Regions from separate parts of the Homo sapiens genome. Here region 2 is linked to region 1. The links are chromatin loops, found by intact Hi-C in ENCODE. Cell type or tissue: gastrocnemius medialis. All regions are shown on one strand.

Region 1 (8,000 bases):
AGGCTACAGAGGCAGTAATTTAAGGGAGCCCCCAGAAGTGCACGTATGCACAGTCACCACCCACACATTCACATACTTGTGCAATGCACACGATCACACAAATATGGCTTTTTTTGTATTATCTCTCATTATTCCTAATAAAAAGTTGAACCCATGGGCGGTACTTCCTAAATATTTAATGTTTTTTTTTTTAGCACTAGCATCTAGCATGTGCAAATACTGCATACACATGGATCCAGAAAACTAAATTAAATGAACATAGAAAGGAACATATAAATTGTTTTTTTTTTTTTTTTTTAAATAAAGAGTAGGTAGGTGGGATGAAATAGTGAGTGTGGGCAAATGGGCAAAGGATGCAGTCTGGTAGGTGTTAGAGACAATGGATTCCTGGGAGAGTGTGGAAAGTACAGAAATTTGTAATCTGTATAAGAGTTGTCAGAAAGTACATGGAAGATTTCTACTATCTATGCTTTTAAAAAATATTTAGAATCATTTATTCAAATTTTCTGGAGACTACCGCAGAGTTAAACCATGAGGCGAGGTTCTCTGTGAATTTATTAATGATTAATCATGATGGTCCCAAGTTTCCCAATTGTGCAGAGCCAGCTTTCCAACAGATTCCCTTTACAGGAAAGATGCATAACTGGGAAATTGCATAAACCAGCCAGACGTCTTCAGGGAATTATGGGTAGGCAGTTTTCTTTTTAAGTGGCTTATAAAGCATTTGAAGAATGCCATTGTGGAGCAGAGAGCACATGCCCAACCATTGCCTTTTTTTGGGAAGTTGGCACATTCTTGTTTTGAGTTGCTTGTACCAACGGGCTTCACTGTGTCTCCTAGGGTTCCTGGGGGGCTCCAGGAGTCTAGGTGCTGGGGTCAACCAGTGACTCACTCAGAGCTTGAGCCAGTTTCCAGTCAGATGACTCCAGGGAATGGGAATGGGGATGGGAGCAAGAGTTGGGTTGGGGGTAGGTAGAAAGTAGAAATTAGAGATAGGCCTTCAAGGAAATTCCAGTTTGCTTTCCCCATTTTCAGAGTCTCTGGTTTGGCTCAAACTCCCAAAGTGTCTCAAAGACCCTTCTTCCTTTTATTCTGGAGCTACTTAGAACCCAAACTCTTCCCCTTTTCAAGCAAGGGTTAGCCAGAACTGTCTATCAGACCTGTCCAGCATCTTACCCTGAAACCCCTTGGGCAATGCTGAGGCCCTGCATTCCTAATACAAAAGGGAGCGCAAATGGGTGGGTGTGTCCTTTTTGGCTCTTGTTCCCCTCCACTTTGCTCTTTTGCGGTCAAAAAGTCTTGCACAGCAGTTACTTAATGCCAAGCTGGCCCAGCTGCAGCTAATTTAATCACTCATCTGTTGAGTGAGGTACTATTTTCATTTTGCACTTGGGGTAAACTGAGGGCAGAGATCTTTAATTATTTTATTTAGCACCAGAAATGGACTCTGATAGATATAGGATGAAACATTTGGACACTCTTTTGTTTGCTTTCCATTTGAAACATGATTCACTATATTATATACTGCTTCCTGTGCCCTAAATTAGTATAAATTTAAATTTTAGCTACTGCAACCTTCTCTTCAAACTAACTACTAATTCCTAGAATAAATACTAGTGATTTCAAATGAAACCTTTTCAATTAATGAGCAAGTGGCAAGGAGTTGTAATTGTTTAAATAAAAATTATTTAGAAACTTGAAATACCGTATTTTGTCTTTTTAAAAATACCAGTGGGTGTTTAGGCCCACGTAAAGAGAGTACATTGCTAGGCCCTGCAGCGCATACCTCACACCGGGACAGTAAAGACAAAGGGCACCTGAAATGTACATGGCTCTCTTCAGGATGCTTTGAGAAACCAGAACTTAAGTAACGGTTAAAGTAGAGACTCCAAAGTCAGACAGACCTGGATGTGAATCCAGCCTCCAATACTAAGTAGCTGGGTATTCTCTTAGCCTCCTTTTTGTCACCTTTTACCCAGGCATGAGGATAGTATCCACTTCACAGTTTTGAGGATTAATTGAATTAAAACATGTGTAATGAGACTACTGTCTGGCATACACTACTCTATGGAGTCAGTGCCCAGCGAATGATAGCTCTTCCTAGCTCAGCCAACCCTGCACCGGGCTTCTTCCTAAGTGCTGTTATGCACATAATCTCATTTCATTTCCCTACCAACCAGCCAGGTAATGCTCTTCCTCGCACACTAGAGCAGTGTTAGTTGAACATTTGAATTTTTAAGCATCTTGACTGAATATGACACTGCATTGGTGACATTTTGATAGCTGTCACTGCATGGTTTAGTTCCAGCATCTTTCAGCACATTCAGAAGCATCAACCTTTACATGTTGGGGCTTCTCCAACAGCAATTATAGCCACAAGTGGAGAAAAGCTATACATGTTCTCATAAAATATCATCGAGATTTGTGTCATAGGCCTCTAGTGACAAAGACATGTTTAACTGCTAGATGTCAGTTTTTTTCCCCCTTTCAGATAAAATTAAACTGTGGAGTTACCATTTAATCCACAAGTGTAAGAATAAATTGGTTTTTTAGTCCCAATTCTGTAGAAAATCAAAACTAGTACCAAATATTTTTATTTATAAACATTTTTATTGTGGGTGTAGGCATATCTGTGTGTAGACAGATAGAATGAGGTGCCCCCCGAAAAAAGACGGTGGTGTCATCTTTTGTGGCCAGCCTAGTGAAATCCTCACTCTCCTCAGATGCCTCCCAGCCGGCAGCCACCCTGCTTCCCCCATGACCTTCTTCTGAGTGTGAAGCTCTGGGTGCCAGCGCTTCTTCCAGCCAAGTCAGCAGGTGGGCCAGGATCAGCTTGAGAATTAGTTTTCTTAACAGCCCCAACTGGCCACTCTCAGAATAATTCTGTTAAATGTGACCTCTTGTGTTATGTGGAGTAAGTCAGTAGCTGGCTATCAGGGAGACTTTAGAGACCCAGAGAGCTTTATGCCTAAGGGGAGAAAAAGAACATTTTTCTTGTCTTGAGGCAGGTCACAGAAAATGTACACATGGTGCTGGGGACAAAGGTCTAGGAGAAAAGCAAAAGGCAGTCACCCCTGCCAGATATCTAATAGAATGCCAGAGTTAGACATGAATGCCATAAGAATAATGAAAAACTGAGAGCCATGGGCCTTAGGAAGAGAAAATGGAGTAAATCGGATGATAGAGCAAGAGAAGTTGTGAACCCAGCCAGAAAGAAAGGTAAGGGTGAGGCAATCTGTCCCCATCTTAACACAATGTACTCCTAAGGGTGAGACTTGTGTAAGATCGGCTGGGCTGATGGAGCTGGGTCAGAGGCCTCAGAATTGGACTCACGTGGCCCAAGGCTCTAAGGTAATGTGATCTATCGTCATGGAGATGAGAATTGAGGCCATCCACCCCTTGTGGGTGTTTTCCTCAGGGCACTGCCCATTGCACATTGCTAGATCATTTCCATCTGGCTTCATCTCTAGGCCCACTGCTATGCACCTCTTAGAAACTATCAGGTGGTACTGAAAACTGAAGATGAATTTTCTCATGGAGTTCTCTTCTTAGAAACTCCTAGACTCAGTGACTGATTGCAAAAGGCACATCTGGCACAAGAAAACAGACTCCTACAACTTGTTGCACTTAACATCTTGATACCAAGGATCATAGGGATGGAAAGACAGTGCTAATCCCCATAAACGTGTGGTGTCTGGTCACTTCTGTGCATTCCGTGCAGTCAATAAAATACAGTGTTGATGGAACCCAGTGCAGGTGGAGTAGAGCAGTTCCACATGTGCAATTGGTATTTGCTCTTCTTCCCTTCAGTGTGTTTTTTGTTGTGTCAAACACAACCGAATGAGAGTTGCCCCTACACCCCCACGTGGAGTTAGAGGAGTGCGTCCTGGCCTGGAATAGGTCTCTCTTTCTGGGCCACTCTGTGGGCTGTCTGAGCAGTGGAAGCATAAATATAAACCTCGGGCACATAAGGACACACACAGGCCGCAGAGCCTGTCAAGGGCTCTGTCATGTTCCGAGTGAACAGATGTTTATCCCACAACATTTTTTTTTTCCTTCTTGGAGTTTGTCCAATGCATTAAAAAAAAAACTAAACTGTTTACACTAATTATTCCCTTTTGCTGCCTTTGCTTGTTTTGTTTTGCTCTTTTCTTTTTCCCATACATTAAGAGCTATTCGTGTGAGGAAATTCTGCCCAGCTGCTTTCTGGAACAGATACTTCCATAGCTTAAACCAGGAACCCTTTGTTCTTGGATCTGAGTGGAGCTCAGATTGCCTTGTCACATGTATCTTGGCGCTTCTTCCCTGAAGTTTATAGGCTTTTAAAAATCCATTTCCTTTTTACCCCAAAGATAATCAGCTTCCATAACTTTTCTTAAAGTAAATAACTCCAGATCCCTTCATGGTTTCAGATTTTCCCGTATGCTTCAGTCAGGATTTTATTCAGCAATCATTTATTAAGTACATTCTTAAGTTTGGTGAGTACCATACCACTGTACTAGGTATCAAAAGAGAAACCCTTTCCCCTTTTATTGGTTTGTTCATGTTTTCACTTATTTTTTCATTTCCTTCATTCAAGAAATATTTGTTTAGCTCCTACTGTGTCCCAGGTACGGTTCTGGGTGCAGAGGAATCAGTGATAAGCAAAAACAGACATCGTCTTTGCCTTCAAGGAATTGCCAGTGTACTGCGGGAGAAAGACGTAAAGAATTAATTGCAATTCAGGGTGATACATACTATAATAGTAGGGTGTTCAAGTTTCTTTGAGGAATGTGAAGGGTGTAATTGGCTCTGCCTCAGGCATCAAAAATAACTTTACAGATTACTGGACATGTGAGAGGATTCTACAGAGAGAGGACAGCACATACAGAGGTGAGGAGGTATAAAGTATGGTTGGTTCGGGGAGCTTGATATCTGAATGCAAAAACAGCAGATGCAAGAGGTGAAGCTGGAAAACTAAGTTGGGTAGCCAAGTTGTTAAGGTCATTTTGCATGCCAAGTTTAAAAATCTGGAGTATGTCTTAGAGAAAATGGTGGGGGAAGGGGCACTGAAGCTTTTTTTTTTTTTCCTTGCTTTTTTTTTTTTTTTTTTTTTTTGAGACAGAGCCTTGCTCTGTCACCCAGGCTGGAGTGCAGTGGTATGATATTGTGTCACTGCAACCTCCGCTTCCTGGGTTCAAGGGATTCTCCTGCCTCAGCCTCCTGAGTAGCTGGGATTACAGGCATGTGCCACCACACCCAGTTAATTTTTGTATCTTTAGTAGAGATGGGGTTTCACCATGTTGGCCAGGATGGTCTTGAACTCCTGGCCTCAAAGTGATCCACCCACCTCAGCCTCCCATAATGCTGTGATTACAGGCATGAGCCGCTGTGCCCGGCTACACTGAAGGCTTTTAAGCAGAGAAAATGCTTTGGAAGTAAATTGTGTTTGCTCAAAATTCATATGTTGAAGCCTTAACCCCCTAGTACCTCAGAATATAACTGTTTTTGGAGATAAGGCCTTTAAGAGGTAATTAGATTAGAATGAGGTCATCAGAATGGGCCCTAACCCAATATGACCAATGTCCTTATAATAAGAGGAAATTAGGACACACATACACACAGAGGGAAGACGCAGGGAGAAGACAACCATCTACAAACCAAGCAGGCCTCAAGAGAATCCAGCCCTGCTGACTCCTTAGACTTCCAGCCTCTACAGTTGTGAGAAAAATCAATTTCTGTGTTGAGGCCACCCAGTCTGTAGTACTTTGTTATGGCAGCCCTAGGAGGTGAATACACCAAGGTTTAAGTTTTGTAAAGATAACTAGAGTCCATGGAGGATGCTGGCTTGGAGAGAAGAGTAACTTGAAGTAGGAGATGCTGCAGTAGGAGAGTAGGAGCTGCAGAGGTCTAGGTCATGATAATAAGGTTGAGTGACCAAAAACTACTCTAGCGAGTTATCCTATCAACCAAAATAGTGAATACCACAGGAAGGACACATTTTGGGGGAGTAGGGGGAGGGGTGGATGCCAAACTAGTAAATCTGGATTTGGACCGCTTCACTTTGGTGTGTGCCCTGGATGGCTGCATCAAAATGAACTTTCTTACCTTCTGGCCTTTGATTGGGTTCAGCAACTAGAGATTTGAGGGTGGAAGGAGAGTAAGGAGGGATATGTCTCTTACCCCTGACGTCCTCCCTTCTTTGCACTGGCGTGACTGTGTTTGAGTCTTCTACCTATGGCCACAACTCCACTGGGAGCCCCGCTCATGACATTACAGTTATCTTTGGTTTGATCCCAGTGATAAGTAATGCCTTTCCTTTGTTGCCAGCCCTAGGGTGCTTCTCTATCTCTTTTTGATTTCTCTTACGCTGTTTACAACCTCATAACGAATGCCTTCATCAGACTTGCTTCCATCTCCCCTTTCAGTGTGCCATCTATTTCATGCCATGACCCTGATGAGTTTTAAATGCCTACTGGACACCCAGGGGGAGATATCCAAGAGACAGTTAGAAATTTAGGATTAGGGACTTGGAAATAGATTGAGACTGGATATAGCTTTAGTGTTAACATGCTGGTGGGTGTGGAAACCATGAGTTGCCGATAATATAGTGTGAAAAGAGAAAAAGGTTCTTGATTGGAATGCTGGAGAAGATAAACTTTTCAGGAATTGACAGTTTTCTGCAGCTAATAGAATCTCACTTATGCATATGTTCTTCATTCTGATTGTGTGACTAATTCCATATGAATCATTCAGACTGAATACTTGCACCGTCACTAGTTATATAGATAGGTACTGAAGTTTGCCTTTGTCTTCAAGAAGGGACTTGGTGACCAATGAATAGTGAAACAATTTCAGAGAAAATATGTAAGTAGCATAATCAAGGAAAACATTTTTAAGCATCCTTAAGGATTTCATAAATGTATTTATTTCTAAATCTTTATTAATAACGGGTTATTTTTAAATGATGCCGTTTGCGCTGGGAGCAGTGGCTCATGCCTGTAATCCCAGCACTTTGGGAGGCCAAGGTGGGAGGATCAGCTGAGGTCAGGAGTTCCAGACCAGCCTGGCCAACATGGTGAAACCCCGTCTCTACCAAAAATACAAAAATTAGCCAGACATTGTGGCGGGTGCCTGTAATTCCAGCTACTAGGGAGTCTGAGGCAGGAGAATCGCTTGAACCCGGGAGGCAGAAGTTGCAGTGAGCCGAGATCACGCCACTACACTCCAGCCTGGGCGACAGAGCGAGACTCCATCTCAAAAAAATAAATAAATAAATAAATAAATAAATAAATAAATAAATAACGCAGTTTGCTAAGTCTGTTTGGTAGGCAACACTTTGATGGCTAAGATTTGGTTACTCTATATATTCTAAAATAGTTAACCTATATTCCCTATAAAATTGAGAGAATCATGATGTTCAGATGCTAAGTGTTTTTCCTGCACTCTCATTTAATCTGTATTTCTACTCCTATAAGGTGAGTACCATTAATATCTTCCTCACTACTGATGAAGAAACAGGCTTAGAGAAGTTAATAATTTTCTCAAGACCACACAGCTAGTAAATGTCAGAGCCAAGTTCTATTTATCTGAATAAGAGAGTTTTCGCTAATACCTGGAAAGACTTTCTTGGACCTTCCTCATCCAAGGGCTTTTTGTTACAGAGGAACTCAAGGAGCCCAGTGGAAAGCACTTCCAACTAAAAGGTGTTCCCGTGGTCTAGACGTAGAAGCTGCCTTTAACAAGGGTCCACCAGCACACAGTGGAACCATTTTTATTATAAAGGGCCAGAACTGCCTGTGTCGAATGCATAAAATATATTCTTTCTATTCTTTGGCTAGTATAAAAGTTATAGCCGTTGTCCAAATTGAATAATTCAGCCAGAATCTGATTTTCTTGGAAGGCCCATCTCTCCTAGGCTCACTCACGTAGTATAATCAGAGGACATTTGGCACTTTCAAAAGCCATAGCCTACTTCTTCTGGAGGTCTGTGTGTGACATGGTGTGGCATCATAGGAGCT
Region 2 (8,000 bases), 170 kb after region 1:
AGGGCAGAGGGGTGGCCGAGAGGAACAGGCCTTCATGTCCCCCGACAAAACTGTCTATGGCACTTTTTGCTCGGGGCTCTGCAGCGTTCACTAACCCTACCCCATTTGTATAAAACTATGCAGATGGAAACGATCCAATAATAACCCAACTACTCCCACCACCTTTGCAGCATTACCACCTCCTACTGAAACTTGCATTTGTGTGGGGCCCTGGGCTTGGTACTTGATACACATTTCCATTCTCCTCACAACCTCCTTGAAAAGAGGTGCTAGTCAATAAAAAATGATAAAGGGGCTATCACCACTGACCCCACAGAAATACAAACAACCATCAGAGAATACTATATAAACACCTCTGTGCAAATAAGCTAGAAAATCTAGATGAAATGGATAAATTCCTGGACACATACACCCTCCCAAGACTGAACCAGAAAGAAGTTGAATCCCTGAATAGACCAATAACAAGTTCTGAAATTGAGGCAGTAATAAATAGCCTACCAACCAAAAAAAGCCCAGGACCAGATGAATTTACAGCTGAATTCTACCAGAGGTACAAAGAGGATCTGGTACCGTTTCTTCTGAAACTATTCCAAACAATTGAAAAGGAGGGACTTCTCCCTAACTCACTTTATGAGACCAGCATTATCCTGATACCAAAACCTGGCAGAGATACAACAAAAAAAGAAAATGTCAGGCCAATACTCCTGATGAACATCAGTGTAAAAATCCTCAATAAAATACTGGCAGACTGAATCCAGCAGCACATCAAAAAGCTTATCCACCACAATCAAGTCAGCTTCATCCCCAGGATGCAAGGCTGGTTCAACATATGCAAATCAGTAAATGTAATTCATCACATAAACAGAAGTAAAGACAAAAACCACATGATTATCTCAATAGATGCAGAAAAGGCCTTCAATAAAATTCAACATTCCTTCATGTTAAAAACTCTCAATAAACTAGGTATTGGTGGAACATACCTCAAAATAATAAGAGCCATTTATGACAAACCCACAGCCAATATCATACCGAACAGGCAAAAGCTGGAAGCATTCCCCTTGAAAACCAGCACAAGACAAGGATGCCCTCTCTCACCACTCCTATTCAACATAGTATTGGAAGTTCTGGCCAGAGAAATAAGGCAAGAGAAAGAAATAAAGGGTATTCAATAGGAAGAGAGTTAATCAAATGGTCTGTGTTTGCAGATGCCATGATCTTATATCTAGAAAACCCCATTGTCTCAGCCCAAAAGCTTCTTAAGCTGACAAGCAACTTCAGCAAAGTCTCAGGATACAAAATCAATGTGCAAAAATCACAGGCATTCTTATACACCAACAGTAGACAAGCAGAGAGCCAAATCATGAATGAACTCCCATTCACAGTTGCTACAAAGAGAATGAAATACCTAGGAATACAACTTACAAGGTATGTGAAGGACCTCTTCAAGGAGAACTACAAACCACTGCTCAAGGAAGTCAGAGAGGACACAAACAAATGGAAAAACATTCCAAGCTCATGGATAGGAAGAATTAGTATCATGAAAATAGCCATACTTCCCAAAGCAATTTATAGATTCAATGCTTTTCCCATTAAACTACCATGGACATTCTTCACAGAATTTTTTTAAAAATTCTACATTAAAATTCATGTGGAACTAAAAAAGAGCCCGTATAGCCAAGACAATCCTAAGCAAAAAGAACAAAGTTGGAGGCATCACGTGACTTCAGACTTTACTACAGTAACCAAAACGGCATGGTACTGGTACAAAAACAGACACAAACCAGTGGAACAGGATAGACATCTCAGAAATAAGGCCGCACATCTACAACCATCTGATTTTCAACAAACCTGACAAAAACAAGCAGTGGGGAAAGGATTCCCTATTCAATAAATGGTGCTGGGAAAACTGGCTAGCCATACGCAGAAATTTGAAACTGGACCGTCTCCTTACACCTCATACAAAAATTAACTCAAGATGGATTAAAGACTTAAATATAAAACCAAAACTATAAAAACCCTAGAAGAAAATCTAGGCAATACCACTCAGGAAATAGGCACAGGCAAAGATTTCATGACAAAAACGTCAAAAGAATTGCAACAAAAGCAAAAATTGACAAATGGGATCTAATTAAACTAAAGAGCTTCTGCACAGCAAAAGAAACTGTCTTCAAAATGAACAGACAACCTACACAATGGGAGAAAAATTTTGCAATCTATCCATCTGACAAAGGTCTAATATCCAAAATCTACAAGGAACTTAAACAAATTTATAGGAAAAAAACAACTCCATTAAAAAGTGGGCAAAGGACATGAACAGACACTTCTCAAAAGAAGACATTTATGCAGCCAAGAAATATATGAAAAAATCTCAACATCACTGATCATTAGAGAAAACCCAAATCAAAACCACAATGAGATACCATCTCATGCCAATCAGAATGGCGATTATTAAAAAGTCAAGAAACAATAGATGCCAGCAAGGCTGTGGAGAAGTAGGAACGCTTTTACACTGTTGGTGGGAATGTAAATTAGTTTGGCCATTGTGGAAGACAGTATGGCAATTCCTCAAAGACCTAGAACCAGAAATATCATTTGACCCAGCAATCCCATTACTGGGCATATACCCAAAGGAATATAAATCATTCTGTTATAAAGATACATGCACGCATATGTTCACTGCAGCACTATTCACCATAGCAAAGACATGGAATCAACCCAGTCCATCAGTGATAGACTGGATAAAGAAAATGTGGTGCATATACACCATGGAATACTATGCAGCCATAAAAAGCAAGGAGATCATGTCTTTTGCAGGGACATGGATGGAGCTATAAGCCATTATCCTCAGCAAACTAACACCGGAACAGAAAACCAAACACATGTTGTCTCTTATAAGTGGGAGCTGAACAATGAGAACACATGGACACAGGGAGGGGAACATCACACACTGGGGCCTGTTGATCGGGGGGCATCAGGATAAATAGCTAATGCCTGCAGGGCTTAATACGTAGGCGCTGGGTTGAGAGGTGCAGCAAACCACCATGGCACACTTTTATTATGTAGTAAACCTAACGTCCTGCACGTGGATCCCGGAACTTTTTTTAAAAAAGAGAAAAAAGAGGTGCTAGTGTCTGAATTTAATAGATGAAGAATCAGGACACAAAAGGGTTAAGTGGCTTGCTCAAGATCACATGGATGATATCTCAGACCATAACTGGGTGGTCATAAGATCATTAAGTAGAAATCATCCTGTTACAGGTGAGGAAATGGAGTCCCAGTTCTGGATGACACAATGAGCCAGGGCCCGGGCTAGAGCTGTGAGTCCTGTGCCTCCTAGTGCAGTGCTCTTTCCACTTCCCCCACTGCCTCCCCTTGACGATGCATGTTGTCCTGGACAGAAGGAGAGCTGTTTGAGGACCAGGCCAACCAACACCCTGCTCTTGGCAGCCGGAGCCATGTGATTCCTAAATACCCTTCTAGGAAGAGCTGCAGCATCATCCCTGGTCAAGCCCTGACCAAAACTGCACACCACACACAAGGAGTACACCTGGTAGGTTTGGGGGCAGAAGACACGCAAGGGCTGGAGGTGCCTCTGGCTACAGAATTTGTCCTTTGATGCCACAAGGATGCCATGAGCAGCTCTAGACTGGATTGCAAAAGACACACAGTGTCCCATGACTTTGGCTGAGTATCCAAGCCTGAGATTGGCCATCTCTGCCTGCGATTGCCAGCTCAGTGTGATCAGTGAGAAGGGAGGGCCTGATCCAAGGAGCCTCGGGAAAGGCTGAACTGAGGACAAGGACCCTAGACCTCTCACAGGTTTCCCGCTTCGGCACACACGCGTTCTTCTGGCTGTTTCCACAGACTCAGAGCCTCTTCCCCTTGGCCCCAGCGGGTACCCATGATAATAGTTGACATCTATTGATCATCTCTTATGCCAGGTACCATGCCAAGCGCTTACCCAGACCATCTCATTCACTCCTCACAAGAACCCTTTAAGGTAGGCAGTTACTCCCGCCTTTTAGATGAAGAAACTAACGCTGCAGTCACTTGCCCTCATGATCAACGAGTAAGGAGTGTGGCCAGGCCTCGAGCCCAGTCCGCCTGGCTCCAGAGCCTGCCCCGCACAGGCTACCCTCACCTTCTACAGCCCACCGGCCTTAGGACCCTCAGTTATGGCACCCTGCTTTGTAGGTGAGGGAGCTGAAGCCCAGAAGAGATTTACCCTGGGCCCAAGGCCCACAAAAGTAGACCCCCTGACTCCTGATTCAGTTCCCTCCACCATGCCATGCCTGTGAGCTGAAGCCTGGGCCAGCCCTGCTTCTGCTCTGAATTCATGGGAAACCTACCCAGTCCTTACGTTTTCTTCTCCTAACTGAGACTCCTGGGTTGGACCGAGTTGTAATTTTATGAAACCCTGAGCAGAGAGACTGAGATCAGTGAAGAGGGACTGAACCTCATTTTGCCCTCAGGCATATTGAGCTCTAATGCCATCTAAAAATAGATTCCCTTACAGTGTGCATTCAGTGAGGAGCTTGACACTCAGGGCCCTCTCCTGTGGGCCCCACTTGGCCAGTTAATGGGGAGGTGAGAAGACTTCACTATCCCCTAGAACACGCTTACACTTTTAAAGCTTACTACATACTTTGTCTCTGGGTCAAAGGTTTTTTCAAAGATGACAGATACCTCTTGCCATTAGCAATCTGTACTCTGGGCAGCTCTCCATTTTCTCTGATAAAAAGTGAAATAAATGAAAACAGCGTTTTAAAAAATCTATAAATGGGTGGGAGCCAGTTGTCATTTTCCCTTTCCCCCTCCTCCCACTCCGTTAACTAACTTAATGAGGATCCAAGTTGAGAGGCACTCGCCGAAAACAGCTGGTAGCATCATGCCTTTAAATAGCCCTCGCCACGCTTCCCCTTGGCAGCACGCAGTTGGCCCTGGCAGGGAAAGCCCAGGACAGAACAGGAAACTTTAGAACTTTCTAAAAAGAAAAAAGCTTGCCTTTAAAACGTGCTCCCTTCTGTGTAAGGAGCTTGCAATGTTGTAGCCCCTTCCCCTAGAAGTTTACAAGGAAAGACTAAGCTGATGAGGCTTGCCTCGGGACCCAGTGTGACTCTGGGCCTGGGGAGGTAAGTGGAGGGCTCCCCGGACCCGACCCCTGCCCAGCTCAGGCCAGCGTCCAGGGCAGCAGTGGCTCCAGCACCATCTGCTCATCAGGCACCTGTGGGGGCTATAGTGCAGCTCAGCTGCAGCCTCTCCCCTTGATGTTCGTAGCTGTAAGGTCAGGGAAGGTGACGTCCTCACCTCTAACTTAGGGAACATTCAGCCCTCCCTGAAAGTGGTACTGGGATGGGCCAGACTCCACAGTGCACATCAGGCCAGAGTCCATGCAGCAGAGGTTGGTGGCAGCCTGTCGATCTCAGACCCTCTGGAGAAGCGGGGCCACAAGGCTCTCTCCGGCCGCACTTCCATGTTGCTGGGGAAATAGCAGCAGGTGAAACATATGGAAGGAATAAGTGGCCCTCACGTCTGGGTGGCAGCCAACAGTTGACTGTCTCCTCCCACACACTGTCCCATGCGAGTGTGGCATCAGGTGGCCTTATCACCCCTACTGTTCGTAAGGGAACAGAGCCCAGGGCTTCTCCTGCCCTGCCCGGCCTTGCCTAGGTCTGGAGCTCTGTCACACCACAGCACCCCTTTTGCATTAAGGGTGACTGTGGCGACTGTGGCATGGTGCCGTTAATGGATAAGGGCTTTGAGGTCCTGAGTGCCAGAGAAGGTGGCGGTTTGGCTGGCTCAGGGCTGTGCTGATCACAAGTGGATGGAAGAGGGTGCTTTTTCTTACTAACTGTTGGCAAAGTTTGAAATTTGAGAATGGACTAAAGTGTTCTTCCTTAGTACCTAAATATTGTACCTGTTCTCTTTCTGGAGCTGCTGTCTCTCCCACCTTCTTTTTTTTTTTTTTTTTTTTTTTTTTTGAGACAGAGTCTGGCTCTGCCGCCCAGGCTGGAGTGCCATGGTGCGGACGTGATCTTGGCTCACTGCAACCTCCGCCTCCCGGGTTCAAGCGATTCTCCTGCCTCAGCTTCCCAAGTAGCTGGGACTACAAGCGCCCACCACCACACCCGGCTAATTTTTATATTTTTAGTAGAGACGGGGTTTCGCCATGTTGGCCAGGCTGGTCTTGAACTCCTGACCTTGGGTGATACACCCGCCTCGGCCTCCAAAAGTGCTGGGATTACAGGCATGAGCCACTGCGCCCAGCCTCTCCCGCCTTCTTAAACAGCTTGTAATGGACATACTGTAACTGCTTCTTGCAAGCTCGTGGTCATCATTAGTTACATTAAAGCCACAGCCCATCACCAAGTGCTTTCTACACTGAGCCAGGCCTAGTGGTCACTGGGAGCAGGATGTGCTCCCGCTTTCCAGGGGCTGGCAGATAAGACCTGTGCACATGGGACAAGTGCCCCAGAAGAAGCACGGACAGTGTGCAGGGAGATGACCTCCTGGGGACCAGGGGAGACTTGATGGAAGCAGGAGTATTTGTCCTGAGCATGAATAAGCCCAGAGGTGGCAAATGGCATGTGTGAGGAAGAGCAAGTAGTCAAATGAGAAGAAGGGAGAGGCAGTAGATCCAGGGCTCGTATCCTGGACCGTGGCCAGCTCAGGGGGGTCTGTGACATCCCCGGGTTGCTGTGGGGCGTCTTACCTGCAGTTTCTCTGAGGAGAGGATCCTTCACTTTCTTAGCTTCTCAAAGGGTCGCATGATCTCAAAAAATGTGATAGAGGAACAGAATAGATTTTCTTCCTAATGACTTGGAGCCAGATAGAGTCATTGAATGCCAGGCTGAGAGTTTGGAGGACATTAAGGTCTTGGTCAGGAAAGGGACAGAGACTCACACTGTAAGAGAATCAGTGTAGCTGCAAACATAGGCAAAGGAGGCCTCATGTCCAGGGGAGAAGCAGCTTCTGCAGCAGTGCCATCGAAAGATAAGACAGGAGCTATGGGAGTCACTACGGATGGAGGGACTTAGCGGCAGGAACCTTGAGGATGAATTCACCGTAGGGGTTTAGGGAGAATGGAAACTGGTTCGGAAGGAAACTGAAGGTTCTGTTACAGAAAACCAAATTGGTCAGAGCATTTTCAGATACATAAAAGTGATGAAAACATCCATTTGGAACACTAGTTTGAGTTACAGAGTGACAGGTAGGGTGTCCCACAGGTGGTTGGAGACGTGGGACTGGAAGTTTGAGGGGAGGGAGGGCTGGGCTAGCGGTGCTGCAGGACCAGGAGTTCCCACCTTGCTCTGTGTGACCCCAAGGATGATGGCGCCTGGGAGTGCCGAAGGAGGGGCAGGGAGAGGTAGAGAGAGGCAGGACAGCTGTGGCACCACATGTCACAGAAGTCACAGGGAAAGAGAGCTTCCAGAGAGAGGAGCTGACGTTTCAGTGCTGCAGAGGCCATGGTGGAGGCCAGCACTGAGAAAGAGCTGGAGCATTCCAAGGCCAGATTGGAAAGAGGGCTGCAGTTGACTTGAAGGGGGCGGGCAGCCGGTGGCACCAGCCGCTGCATTTGCTCTGCTCCAGAGACAACTCCAGGGCCTGTCAGATTGCGTGGGGCTCTTTGCCCTATGGCACAGGATCCCCGGTGAGTGCTCGTGCTTCCTGAGCAGTTTTCTGTTCTCTTCTCACTGCTGCTGTGAATCTGCCTCCTACCCTTGGGTTAGCTCCTCCACTCCAGATTTGCTGCTTCTGATCTCCTGGGAGCTGGCAGCTGGTAGAGCCAGGCTCAGTAGGACCAGATCCTAAATGAAATGGACTGTGGGAGGTTCCCTGTGGGTGAGGCGATGAGACCTTTGCAGTGCTGAGGGTGACAGGTCTTGGTGGCCCTGCCTGGTTCTTGCCATTGCTCTGAGGTGAGATATCTGGACACGTAAGGTGTCACTGTGATTGTGTGGGTGTCGGTGGGGCAGGGCTAGAAGGCAAGCCTGGTGACC

What was found. Hi-C counts contacts between places; a loop is a spot of excess contacts. Peaks named below come from ENCODE experiments on the same cell type or tissue, not always from the same donor. Only the 100,000 strongest peaks of a DNase experiment are listed, where the experiment ranks them.
Region 2: it touches region 1 in a loop (2.4-fold over the local background); 2 of 110 quality-filtered maps call a loop at or near these places.

The regions. Positions count from the first base shown.
Region 1 is chr2:28,160,456-28,168,455 of GRCh38, forward strand. All of the region lies in intron 7 of BABAM2 (BRISC and BRCA1 A complex member 2), which reads left to right. The region is part of intron 1 of LOC100505736 (a long non-coding RNA gene); the gene reads right to left. Among named protein-coding and RNA genes, the nearest start is that of BABAM2-AS2, 150 kb to the right of the region's middle. In gastrocnemius medialis, no CTCF peak of the experiment used is centred here; DNase peaks (open chromatin) are centred at 2,766, 3,326, 3,926 and 4,236; H3K4me3 peaks cover 1,231 bases; H3K27ac peaks cover 5,364 bases.
Region 2 is chr2:28,329,201-28,337,200 of GRCh38, forward strand. All of the region lies in intron 11 of BABAM2 (BRISC and BRCA1 A complex member 2), which reads left to right. Among named protein-coding and RNA genes, the nearest start is that of BABAM2-AS2, 23 kb to the left of the region's middle. RefSeq lists a silencer at 6,868-7,068. In gastrocnemius medialis, no CTCF peak of the experiment used is centred here; DNase peaks (open chromatin) are centred at 3,362, 3,701, 4,901, 5,541 and 2 weaker places; H3K27ac peaks cover 5,454 bases.